2 separate regions of the Mus musculus genome follow, and region 2 is linked to region 1. The links are chromatin contacts, found by Hi-C or POLR2A ChIA-PET in ENCODE. All regions are on one chromosome and are shown on one strand. Each heading gives the region's core, a stretch centred on a gene start or an enhancer-like site at or near the end of the contact. The rest is flanking DNA. Distances are from core to core; before and after follow the strand shown.

Evidence for each region. A loop is a pair of places that touch in the nucleus more often than their neighbours do. ChIA-PET counts read pairs that join two places held with the same protein, here RNA polymerase II (POLR2A).
Region 2: a map of heart shows a loop between it and region 1 (7-fold over the local background). The contact joins the promoter of Zranb2 here to the promoter of Fpgt in region 1. A Hi-C loop is called at or near these places in 8 of 37 maps with a recorded cell type or tissue (Patski, T-helper 1 cell, T-helper 17 cell and 3 more). POLR2A ChIA-PET finds 5 or more read pairs at or near these places in 1 of 5 experiments (Patski).

The regions. Positions count from the first base shown.
Region 1 is chr3:155,091,202-155,097,268 of GRCm38, reverse strand. It overlaps Fpgt (fucose-1-phosphate guanylyltransferase), which reads left to right and starts at 3,891. Exons shown (of 4, transcript NM_029330.2): 1 at 3,891-3,970; 2 at 5,711-5,878. The coding sequence starts at 3,913. It overlaps Lrriq3 (leucine-rich repeats and IQ motif containing 3), which reads right to left and starts at 3,835. Exons shown (of 8, transcript NM_028938.2): 1 at 3,599-3,835.
Region 2 is chr3:157,531,732-157,537,581 of GRCm38, reverse strand. It overlaps Zranb2 (zinc finger, RAN-binding domain containing 2), which reads right to left and starts at 3,417. Exons shown (of 10, transcript NM_017381.3): 1 at 3,108-3,417; 2 at 1,196-1,248; 3 at 996-1,104. The coding sequence starts at 3,163. 4930592C13Rik (RIKEN cDNA 4930592C13 gene) reads left to right here and starts at 3,492. Exons shown (of 2, transcript NR_152231.1): 1 at 3,492-3,572.

The DNA.
Region 1 (6,067 bases), core at 2,642-5,141:
TCCCTCTATCTTGAGACCAAGCATTCAAATATATGCACCTATGGGAGACATTATCATTCAAGCTATCACACTGCTGGAAGGCACTATGCTTGCTTCCAAAGGAGAAACATTATCAAAATCACATATAGGTATAAACCCTGTGAGCTACAATAGTGGCCTTCCTGCAAGGAGTGAACAAGTGTGATAATGGCCCAAATGTTACAGTAGTAACCAATTACTGTAAATCGGATTTAAGGTCCTCTCCACAACTTGAAACTCATACCTGACCCTGTTAAGAAAGCCAAGAACCTCAGACTATATAGGTCATGGGTACTAGAGTAAAACCTAATATTACTAGTCTGCTAAATAAATATAGCAATAAAATGACTCAGAATGATGTATTACTATACCCATAGAAGAGTGCTTCATTCAACCCTCATTAGACAAGCTTCCTCTTGCATTAGATGATAACTAATACAGAGACCTAAAGGTAGACATGTAGCATGTGAGACACTTTGGAACACTCAGCCATAACTAGCATATCTTTATCACATCTCTCCTGCAAAGGGTGTTTTCTGTTGTTTTAGGTCAACAGAAGAATTTAGAGGTATAGTCTTCTTATAATGATTCAATTTCAAAGTTCTCCATTATTAAATTAGTATTATGAAGTAATATGTATTTGTTATAGTGAAGAGCCCAGCAGAGATCTACAGGTTACTACCAAAGTGAATATCTCACAACAAAGCCCACACTTGTCATTGCATATTATGTGGTCTTCACTCACTATGGATAAACATCAAGGACCCTACTTTTGGATCATATATATGCTTTATCTTGTCATGGACTGCTTGTCTTTAAAAACACTATTTTGTGTTTCCATCAGCAACAAGCTGAAAAATTATTCCTTTACATTCTTACTAGTATTTGGTGTATTGGTATTTTAAATCATGGCCAGTCTGGTAGCTATATAGGGGTACCTGAATTTTTGAATTTGAAATTCCTACATATATCTGATGCTGTGTTTTGGTTTGCCATCTGAGTATGTCCTCCAATGAGGTACTTCCTTTTTTAGCTTTTTTGATCATTTTTTGGTTGGCTGTTTGCTTACTGTTGAGTTTGAGTGCCTTGTATTATTTTGGATACCAGTGTTTCACCAACTATGTTTTGCAATGCTTTCTCCAAGGCAGCCACATTACTGGTTATTTTCTTAATTCCCCTTTTTAATCCAATACACAAAATCATATTTTTACAAACATGGTTCATACAATCAACATCCATCCTTATTAACAGCATCAAGATTCCATCCCTCTAATTAAAAGTGACATGCTTCACTGCATCGTGTATAAATAATATATATAGAGAGATGTGTAGTTTTATACAGCCACATCACTGTACATGAAGCTCTTATCTGAAATTATTCATCATTCTGATTATTCCATCTCATTTACTTTAACTTTTAGACAATATACATATTCAAAGAGTTTTATCTCTCTTCTTTTGTTAAAGTTCATTGGGTCTATTGTATGCTGCCAATATCCTCATGAGTGGGGCCATCTACTAAAGCATGGTTGACCTACCAGAGAGGCCACAGCCTTAAAGAAAATTGATTCAGCCTTTCCAAGCAGCTATGAATGGTCCATAGCCCCTCAGGTAGAAACAGGACTTATATAAGCTTTAACGACTGACCTGGTAAAATGCACTTACTGGTATACTAGTGAGAAGAATTTCATGAGGGGTAACCAACAACTTTCTGATTTAAGAATTTAAGTCACCCTCCATAAATAGAGCCCATATCTAACACCGCTATTAGAATCACAAATGTGTGGCCAGACAGGTAGGTCATGAAGTTCTACTGGAGAACCTACTACTACTATTAATCTACCGAACAGACATAGCATATTAAACTAACTCCCAATTATCTATAGCTACACCCATAGTTTAGTGCATCTCTCAACCCTCATCAGAAAGGTTTCTTTCTTTCTTTCTTTCTTTCTTTCTTCTTTTTGCAATATATGGCAACTAACACAGAGACTAATAACTGGTCAATGTGTAGAGAGTACAACTAAGCAGTGCTCAATTTCTGAAAGGTACACACACACACACACACACACACACACACACACACACACACAGTGTAGGGATCACTGTCAAAGGGAGGGAGAAAGAGGGTAAGTGCCGGAGGAGGTGGACACTGTTTTCTGGACATAGCAGGCAGCTGCACTCATGAACTCACAGCAGCTGTAACAGCACCCAAGGCCTGCACTAGCTCAAGACAGCACATTTCAGCATGGAATGGAAAGGTGGGTGTGAAGTACTATATGAGAAATTTAAATTTGGTTAATTTGTTTTCCACTTATAAGAATGTTTGGTAGGTACTCAAATATGTAGGCCTTTTTGACCTGTATTATTCCCTTTGGACCTCAACCTCCTCCTGTAGTTGAAAATAAATTCCCTCTCCATTCTGACAACTCACAAAATTGTCTAGCCAGCCCTGTCTTGATCTCCAGAACCACATACATGATGCACAGACACACAACAATTTCTACTATATTTGCACTAGTTTATTCTACATATCCAATATTATTACAGGTCTTCTCTTATGACTTCACTATGCTTCCCCATACATACCTTTCCTCAGCTCATTTAAATGTCATGTCATCCACTTTCAGCATCTTTTAGTAATTTCTCTCACAATCCACACTTATTTATTGGACAGGTGTTGTTGGTTAAGTGTTTCTATAATCTAAGCAATTTCTCTCCATCTCCCATTATTATCTTTTAAATTTCCACCAAATCTTTCCTGTTTGTGTTACTTTAGTAGACTCCAAATAAAGCTCTGCTTATATTCTTGCCATACCCACCAACATACTTCAGTGTGTCTGTGCCCTTTAAACATAAGGCAGGTCACCAAAAACCTGGGATGACTCCAGTTCACTCAAGACTATAAATTACAAGCTCTGACTGCTATTGCTGTTATTATCTATCGGGCCTTTCTGTATTTTCTTAATTTCCTTCAGCCGGAGTGTATTGTGAAACAGTTATCTCCTCCCCACAAATGTGTCCACTTTAAATACAGAATTAAATGCTGAGGTCAAGGCTTTAAGTGAAAAACTAAGCTTACTCAGAAACTTAAAAGTTCATAGGGAGCTGCTATGCAGAATTCTGAGTTAGATTTTAAAGAAGAGAAGCTTCTCAAGTCAAATTGTAGTGGTAAGATTTCTGGGTTTCAGACTGAAATGGCTTCCTCAAATAGCGTTCCTCTCTATGTACTATGTGAAAGATTAAAGAGATCAACCTGTAGTACTCGATATAAACTTATGCACTCTACAAGAGAAACACATATAACCACTCTATGAAAGTGTATTAAGTAAGACTGGTTCTTTCCAATATCTGGCACCTTTGGTTGAATCTCCTTGAAGCAAGTGAACACAACAGAGTGTGCAGTGCTGGCTAAAGGCGCTAGTTCAGTACTGGGCCTGGGAAGTTGGACAACTGAAGGGTGCAGAGTAGTCTGGCCCACCAGAAAGCATCCCACAGAGCCGAGCCTCTCTCTGGTTCAGGGGCCTGGCCTCCCTGGGAGGCTTCTGACAGGAATAGGAGCTCCGTGCGGGCAGGTCACCTCAGCATCTGGGTGGTGGATCCACTAATGGTGGGTGGGTTGGTCTTCTCGGTCGCACCGCGGGTTGTCAGACACGGTAAGGCAGGAACCCAGAGCTCCGCACAACCCGACCCCGCTAGGTGCCCGCCCATCTGCCCCACAGATCGTTGCCCAGGAAACGCCGCTTGCGCACGCTCACGCCATCCTAGCTTTTCAAGTCTCAGGGCGCTTCCAGGGCCGCGGTGACGTGGAGAGCATGGAGGAGGCGGGGCGGGGCGGGGCGGGGCGGGGTTTGGAGTGCGCGTGCGTGCTAAGTGTGCTCCCGGAAGTCGGCCATGGCGTCTCTCCGCGAAGCCACCCTGCGGAAACTGCGCAGATTTTCTGAGCTGAGAGGTACCAAGGCGGAACTGAGTTCTCTGCCCCCCTGCACGGAGAGCGCCTTCCCAAGGACCCCGCGCAGCTTCCTGTCCGATACCCCTTCCTGTCCGCTCCGTCCTGGCCAGGCCAGCCAGACTTTTCCCTTTTTCCCTTTTCCTCCTCTCTGTGCGAGCCTAAACTTAGATGTCAGGAAGGAGCAGTAAGAGAATTACCAACGGGAAGTAACACTGGCTTAACTCAGTGGTAGAAGACCTTTTGCTTAGAGTCTGCAGTAGTCGTTACCTTGTTTCTTTTCTTTTCCCAAGCCCCGCTGCTTAACTCCACTTTATTCCAATGTAAACCCCAATACGGAGGCAATCATGGCTTTAAATTTGATAATGTAAGTTTGGGGTACAGCTGTCTGGTAAAATTGATATTTATGAGTGCCTAAAATGTACGGTCTTATATTTGGATACCAGAATGATTGGAACTATTAAATCCAAGCTAACATGTCTGTCTCTCTCCTCTCCTTCTCCCTCCCCTTCCCCCTCCTTTCCTACCTATTCCTCCTTCTTATCTCAGTCCCTCCCTCCCTCTTTATCTTTCCCCTCCCTCTCATTCTCTCTCAACTTGTTAAAAACCTTATTAATATTTTTGCTGATTAGAGGGTTCCACTGATTCTTGAAAGTGCAATTTGTCATTTAATGAGTTCATTGAGAAGTTTAGTCCTGGGGTTTGTGTTGTATTCTGATTGCTTATATAAAGTGTAGTTTGATCATCGTTAATAAAAATATTAGAAGCTAGGACTGGTGTCGCAAGTCTGTACTGTCATCTACTTGAGACGCTAAGGCAGTAGGAACGAGGTTCAAGACCTACCTGGATTGCACAGACAAATAGACGATGATAATTGATAGACAGATAGATAATAGGTAGATCGATCGGTCGTGTGGTAGATAGATAGAAAATAAATATGAGTTCAGAGCCAATCTGTCAAGTAGTGGAAGAGTCCATGATTCACTGAAGAATGAGTCACCAAAGAATGATGCCCCAGATTCCAACAGTATGTAAACACAAAGAGTATTTATTCTGCAGAAGTCCAGCCTTCTGGGTCTCCCATTGCCAAGATAGAGAGACCCTGAAGTGAACTCGCAGGACCAATTTCAAGCACATTAGAGGAGTTCTGGGTTAGGTAGGCTTTGCCTTCCTCTATCTCTAGTCAAGTGCATTAGTGAGAAGGGGGGAAGTATAGAATAGAACTTCAATCTGTAACTGAATGTGAACAATCACTTGCAATAGCTTACTACCTTTGAACTAGCCTGTCTCAACCCTGTCAAACGTAAGATACTAAATTAATTAAATAGATAAATGAAGGATTATGAACATAGCTCAGTGATAGAGCTGGCAAGCATAGGACTCTGTGGTTATTTCCCAGTACCACAAAAGAAAAGGAAAGAAAAAAATGATAAGCAACAATAACAAAAGACCACATTCCTAAACAAAAACCTGGAAGGAGTGGATCCTTGAGTTGAAATTTCTCAGCCAGCAACATTAAGGGCCCTGGTTCGCAAAACTTGCTTTTAGAGGGTAATGTTTGCTTGTTTGTTTTGTTGATTGGTTTGTTGGTTGGTTGGTTGGTTGATTGGCTGGTTGTATCCCCTTCTTAGTATGGAAGATGGTAATGATTATCCTTTGTTAGCCCCTGTTTTGAAATAGGCAAACTTGTAAGTGAGATGACTGATAGCATTAAAAGAAGGTTCCTTGCTATTTTTCCAATAGGCAAACCCGTGGCAGCTGGAGAATTCTGGGATGTGGTTGCAATAACAGCAGCTGATGAAAAGCAGGAGCTCGCTTACAAGCAACAGTTGTCCGAGAAGCTGAAGAAAAGGGAATTGCCTCTTGGAGTTCAATACCATGTTTTTCCAGATCCTGCTGGGACCAAAATTGGTACACATTTCATGGGGGTGCTTATAAAGGACTCTGGACAAAAATAATAATTGAAAAATAATTTTTCTTTGTTTATAGTTTATAAACTGTTTATCTGTACACATGGCCTTTAAAAACTTTAAGATCTGAAACTTAGCTTTTAAAATGATAAAAGTCCAAAAAGAGATTCTGAGCCCCTGTGACTTACAG
Region 2 (5,850 bases), core at 2,168-4,667, 2.4 Mb before region 1:
ATTATAAAACAAAACCAAAAACCATTAAACTAGAAGGCCCCTAAACATTGAAAAAATATTATTCAAAACATTATGGTGAAATAATTAATACAAAGTAATCCTGATTAAGGAGTAATGAAAATGAAATTTAAAAATCTATTTAATATAACATACTGAGAAGTGACATAACTAGAAATTCTGCTACTGAGGGGAAAAAGCAGTGCTTTAATCAAAGGTTCCATTTCCTATCATCTCTGAATCTACCTTAAAGAGTTTGGTCTCACCTTTCACAAATATGTTTGCTATTCTTAGTGCCCTCTATGAAATCCTTTGCAGTTCACTAAATCCTGTGACTTAGTTTGTAAGACAGCTTTCCTGTAAAGGTTCAAGGTCTGTCTACAGGACCAGGACTTTATGTAAGACGTTTTTCTGGTCCAGTGCTTTTTCATATATGTAGGATTTATTTACATAGCACAAAATGTGGAGATTGAGAAAATCAATACAAAATGAAATCTAAACCTGAAAGAAAAAAGTATTCTATTTTTTTCAAGCTGTCATGTGGCTGCTGGGAATTTAACTTGGATCCTCTGGAAGATCATCCAGTACTCTTAAGCGCTGAACCATCTCTCCAGCCTAAAAGGCAACAATAAAAAAAAAAATCTAACAAGAAGCAATTTTTATGGAAGGCAACTTAAGATTTTTCAAGTTGCTTTCATATTATAAAAGAGACAAAAAGTAGAATCAAAACAAAAACCCCAAATCATGCAATTATTCAGCAACAAAAAGTAGACCACAAGGTCTTCAATGTCCCCCAGACCTTTGGTTATCAGCTCATTACACACTACCACAGCAACAACTGGTAACACCCCTGAAAGATACCACTTAAAATTTCCCTTTTACTATAGTTAGCCTAAGACCAATGAATGTTTGGATCAATATGGCATAGCATCTTGTCACATAATTAGCAAGAGTTCATCATGTTGTTGCAGTAACAGACAGCAATCTGAAGCACATACGTTTTGCATTGCCAATCATTGGCACTAAATAAGCCCCGGCTCTTCTCTGCCAGTGTCTTTCCTATTTCTGTTCCCCCAGCTTTCATCATCTTGGCCTCAGTTGTCTTTTCTGCAAACAGACAAGAACTCGATATAAATCCTGGGAAATAAAGAAATGATCTGCATATACAGTATTAAGAGAATTATCTGTCAGCGCTCACCTCGACCACATCTGTTACAGCTGGTTCTCCTAGCAAAGTTTACATTTCCACACCTGCAAATAAAGTGAGATGCACTTAGAGTAGTAATTCCTAGATACTTAAACTGTTTACATTTTAAACTGTCCTCACTACACCCTGGAACGCAGAACAAGCTTATCCCATTATGTTAATATAAGCACCAGCAGGGAGAAGGAAAAGCTGGGTAAAAATCTCAACCTTGTGCTTACAGTTACTGTGGGAACCACTTTGGGACCCAAACCTTGCTATCTTCAGACTGGTGTATATCATTAGTTACATAAAAGTCTCTTGTTCCAAAGTGTCAGACTCTTCTATAACAATTAGACAAGATACCAGAGAGAGTTAAAAAAAAAAAAAGGAATATCAACTTTCATCTTGTTTGTTACAAGTAATAAATGTGATGAGTTTTAGAAGCATAAAATTCAAGCTGGGCAGTGGTGGCACAAGCCTTTAATTACAGCACTTGTGAGCTAGAGGCAAACAGATCTCTGTGAGTTCCATAGAGAAACTCTGTCTAAAAGGAAAAGATTAATCACAAAATCCTAGGGATGGATCCATCAGGAATGAACAGTTACAGAAGGACTCCAGAGAATTGATGAAACATTCTTTGAGAGGTAGGAAGTGCGATGATAAGGAAAAGACTGATATATTAACTAAAGACAGAATTAAATTGTAAAGAAATTTGAGTATTATAGTATTTATCAAATCTAAAACTAAAGAACAGAAAACAAAACCACAACCAACAGAAAAAAGTGTAACCTTATGACATTAACTAGTTAAGTTTTCACACACTTGCACTACTTTAGTATTTGTTAAAGCAGTTAGATACTCCAATTTAAAGCTTAAATAAGTAACGACAAAGAATCCACCACCCTATTAAAAAACAATGAATGAGATAAAATAGTGAAAGGAAGTGTAACACTAAACTGAATGGCTCCAGACAACTTTAAGGTCCCTTTTTCTGTTAAAAAAAAATACACACGTTCCAAGTAAAACTGAAAATATATTCTGAAAACTGTCTCCTTGATTTACATATTCAGTACAAATAACATTTAGTTTCTGCCGAGTTTAGGTGTACAGGACTTTGAATGAAGGGTCCTCCCAAAATATACATGGGTGCTTTCAGTAAGAACACAAGAGCACAGTTTTCTACGAGTCACACAGAAGGCAGAGAGGCTGGTGTCTTAATCTCTGAAGGGTTCCAAAGTGTCACACAGTTCCTGCAGTGACAGTCCAAGAGGATCTCGGTTCTAGTCTGCTGACTTGGTATGCTTAGCCTGATATCAGTCTGATACCAACCAAGTGGATCTGAGTGACATCATTTCCTTGCTCTCCACACACTGCCCATGTTATTTCGGTGTTAACTGTAGTCGAGCAATGTATTTTCTAGCAAAGGTACTTCAGGCTAGACGCTCTGCAGTAGACAGAAGAGTAAACCCGGGTTTCCTTCAGCTCTGACTCTGGCTTTCCAAGAACACGAGCTGGTACATCACTTTTCTTTAAAAATAGGGACACCTATTCAGAACGATCTCTGTGGCCATAAGCGGAGCACACCGGCTTCCCGGCCACGTACGTGCCCAGGCCTCCTGCCTCTCGGCAGGAGGATGAGAAAAGCCAAGTCACTGGGGACGGATCGCAGGCCCGAAAGCACGGCGGCCGCAGGGAGGGAGCGAGGGACGGAGGGAGGGAGGGACAGCGAGCGGCCCCGGCAGAGCTCGGAGCAGGGCCACTGAACCGTGAGCTCAGCTCCGCGCGGGGTCACGTGCGGGCCGCCCGCGACCGCTCAAGGCCGGCAGCGACCGCCCCGCCGTCCCCACAAAGGCCGCGACCCCGTCGCCGCCCTCACAGGGACCTCCCGGCCACCCCAGGTCCCACGGTATCCCGCCACGCTCACTTCTTGTCAGGGCAGATCCAGTCCCCGTCACTGACTCGGAAATTCTTGGTCGACATCTTGGACGCCAGCAGCAGTGCCGCCCGCAGCGACGTCCCCACCGGAGCCGCGGGGGCCTCGCGCCGGGCTGTCCTCGCGCCGCCGGACCCGCCCTTCCCTGGGGTGGGGGAGAACTCACACCGCCGGACCGCGAGCCTGGAGCAGCGGTGCGGAGACGACGCCCAGGAGCCAGCAGCCCGTCCTGAGGCTCTGCTTCGCTTCGGCCTTACCGAGCTCCTGAGCAGGCGTTGTGAGGACAGCCCGGCCCGGCGGCCATCGCAGCCGAGTTCTCCGCAGGCCGAAGGACCCTAGAGAAAGGCGCTTCCGTTTCCGGGGCGGGGCTAGGGCGCAGAGGCGGAAGTGACTCGGCGCGGCTCGATAGCCCACGGGCTTGCGCGTTGCCTAGGGTTTACTGGGGCGAGCAATAAGGTGGGAGGCTCGAGTCTTTGGAGAAGATACTTTATTTTTATTTTTGGACAGAGACTGAGGATTAAACCAGGTTGCCCCGGACATTACTGTTTCATACATACCACTTGGAACCTCTGTCAGGCTTCTGTAGGCCACGTCAAAAAGATAAACTTTTTTTCCTGTGAGAACATAGGGTCTCACTTTTAGCTCCACCTGGCTTGTGTAGTTAGGCTGCTTAGTATTTGGATGGAAAAGTCATATTAATGAAGGGAGATATCTCTCCTTCTTGGGCTGTTGCTTAAAAACTTAGCTTTAAAAATATTTAATATGTGTGAGAGATAAGCCCTGTACACAGAGGAGCCACCCCAAGGTTTTAGAAATAGGAAATAGTATTGATACAATTCTGACCCCAACTCACTACCTTTCCCCAGATTTAACACTGGCCCTTTGGGTTTATTCTCGTTCTTTATAAAAGATTTAGTTCATATACTGTATGCTTATTTTTTAAAGTGAGAAATGGTACAATTTACTGTGACAGAGGGTTGCTTTTAGTTCCGCGTAGTTTCTGAGTTTGCAGTTAGTTGCATGTAGCTCACTTTTATTTCAGTCATGCATATTCACAATTCTTTCTTGTGACAGTTAAGCCCCAAACCCTGCACTTTGTCACAACGTGCATTCAAGTATTCTTTTTAAAAGATTATTTATTTTATTTATAGGAGTACACTGTAGCTGTCTTCAGACACACCAGAAGAGAGCATCCGATCCCATTACAGATGGTTGTAAGCCACCATGTGGTTGCTGAGAACTGAACTCAGGACCTCTGGAAGAGCAATCACTGCTCTTAACCACTGAGCCATCTCTCTAGCTCCCCCCTCCCCCATGCAAATATTCTTGCAAATATTCTTACAGTTAACACCCAAATCTATGTTTTGGCATTGTTGATCAACTCTCGTGAACATTTGTGCACACGGGTTCTGGCATTTATATTTCTCGCATATAGCTCTTATCCAGGAGAAAAAAAAATCATTAAACTGCTTTGGTTTTAATGTCTAACACTTTTGATACTTATATTCATCTTGATCATCTCACTTGAAAGCTCTTGGATGTATTTTATTCTGATAATTGTCCACACCTTCCCAGTTATTTCATATTGTATAATCACTGATTTTTTCCTGGATTTTTATCTTGGGTAATGTGGAATTTTTATTTTCTTTTAGCAAGCAATCCTGGGGTTGGCATCACAGGCTCAGTCTTGCGTGTGAGTAATGGTTCTATATCAGTTGGCACCGCTGAGTATTAGCTGTGCTTTTATGTGTGTGGGTGTTTTGTCTACATGTATGTCTGTGCACCATATGTATGCTGGGTGCCCTCAGAGGCCAGGAGAAGGTGTGGATCCCCTGGAACTAGAGTTACAGATGGTTGTGAAATCAGCATGTGGGTGCTGGGAGTCAAACTCTGGACCTCTGGAAAAGCAGTCAGTGCTCTTAACCACTGAGCCAACTCTCCATCCCCTGCTATCTTGATCTTGCTATCTGTCCTTCACACAAACACGTGAATTGTTTTGGTATCTTAGCAGTACTTTTAATTGTAGTTCATTACATGAATCATATCCATCCTGCTTTGCTTGGTTGATACTTGAGCACAGAACTTGTATGGGTTCAGACTAGATTTGGAGGACATACCTCTCTGTCCATCTCTTTCTTAGATTCCTCTCACGTAGTCTGTCTTTCAGTGTTCCCTTTTCTTGGCCCTTTTGTGAGAAATACGAGGTTTCCCTTGGATTTTTAGCAGCTTGTCATAGCTAAAGCATTTGACTAGGGCCCTAACACAGGGTGAAGTGATGAGGGAAAGAGAAAGGTATGGGATGTTTCCCACCCCCACCCCCCACCATCCCCCTCCACACATGTAAGAGTACAGAGACTTCCTCTCCTTGTCATTATATGAAAGTATAGTTTCTCCTATACTTTCACTCTGGGTGGGAGGAGAGCTGTGAAATATTTTAAGTGTTTCTTTACAATCTGGTAGCGCACAGATGTGCATTTCCCCAGTTCATACGGTTGGAAAAATTGTTTTTAAATTAATTCAATTATTATTAATTGTGCTGTTACTACAGATTTACTAGCTAGTTGCCTGGCTAGCTACAAGAGAAAATAGCGGAAAAAAAAAAGCAACTATCAACAAACCCATACTATACCCATCCTACTAAGCTTTGGCTCTCTTTGGTAGTTTGCCCATAGATAAGGGTGTATTTTATCTAAGTTTTCCATACAGTTAGTGAAGAAAGACAGATAGCAGTGAA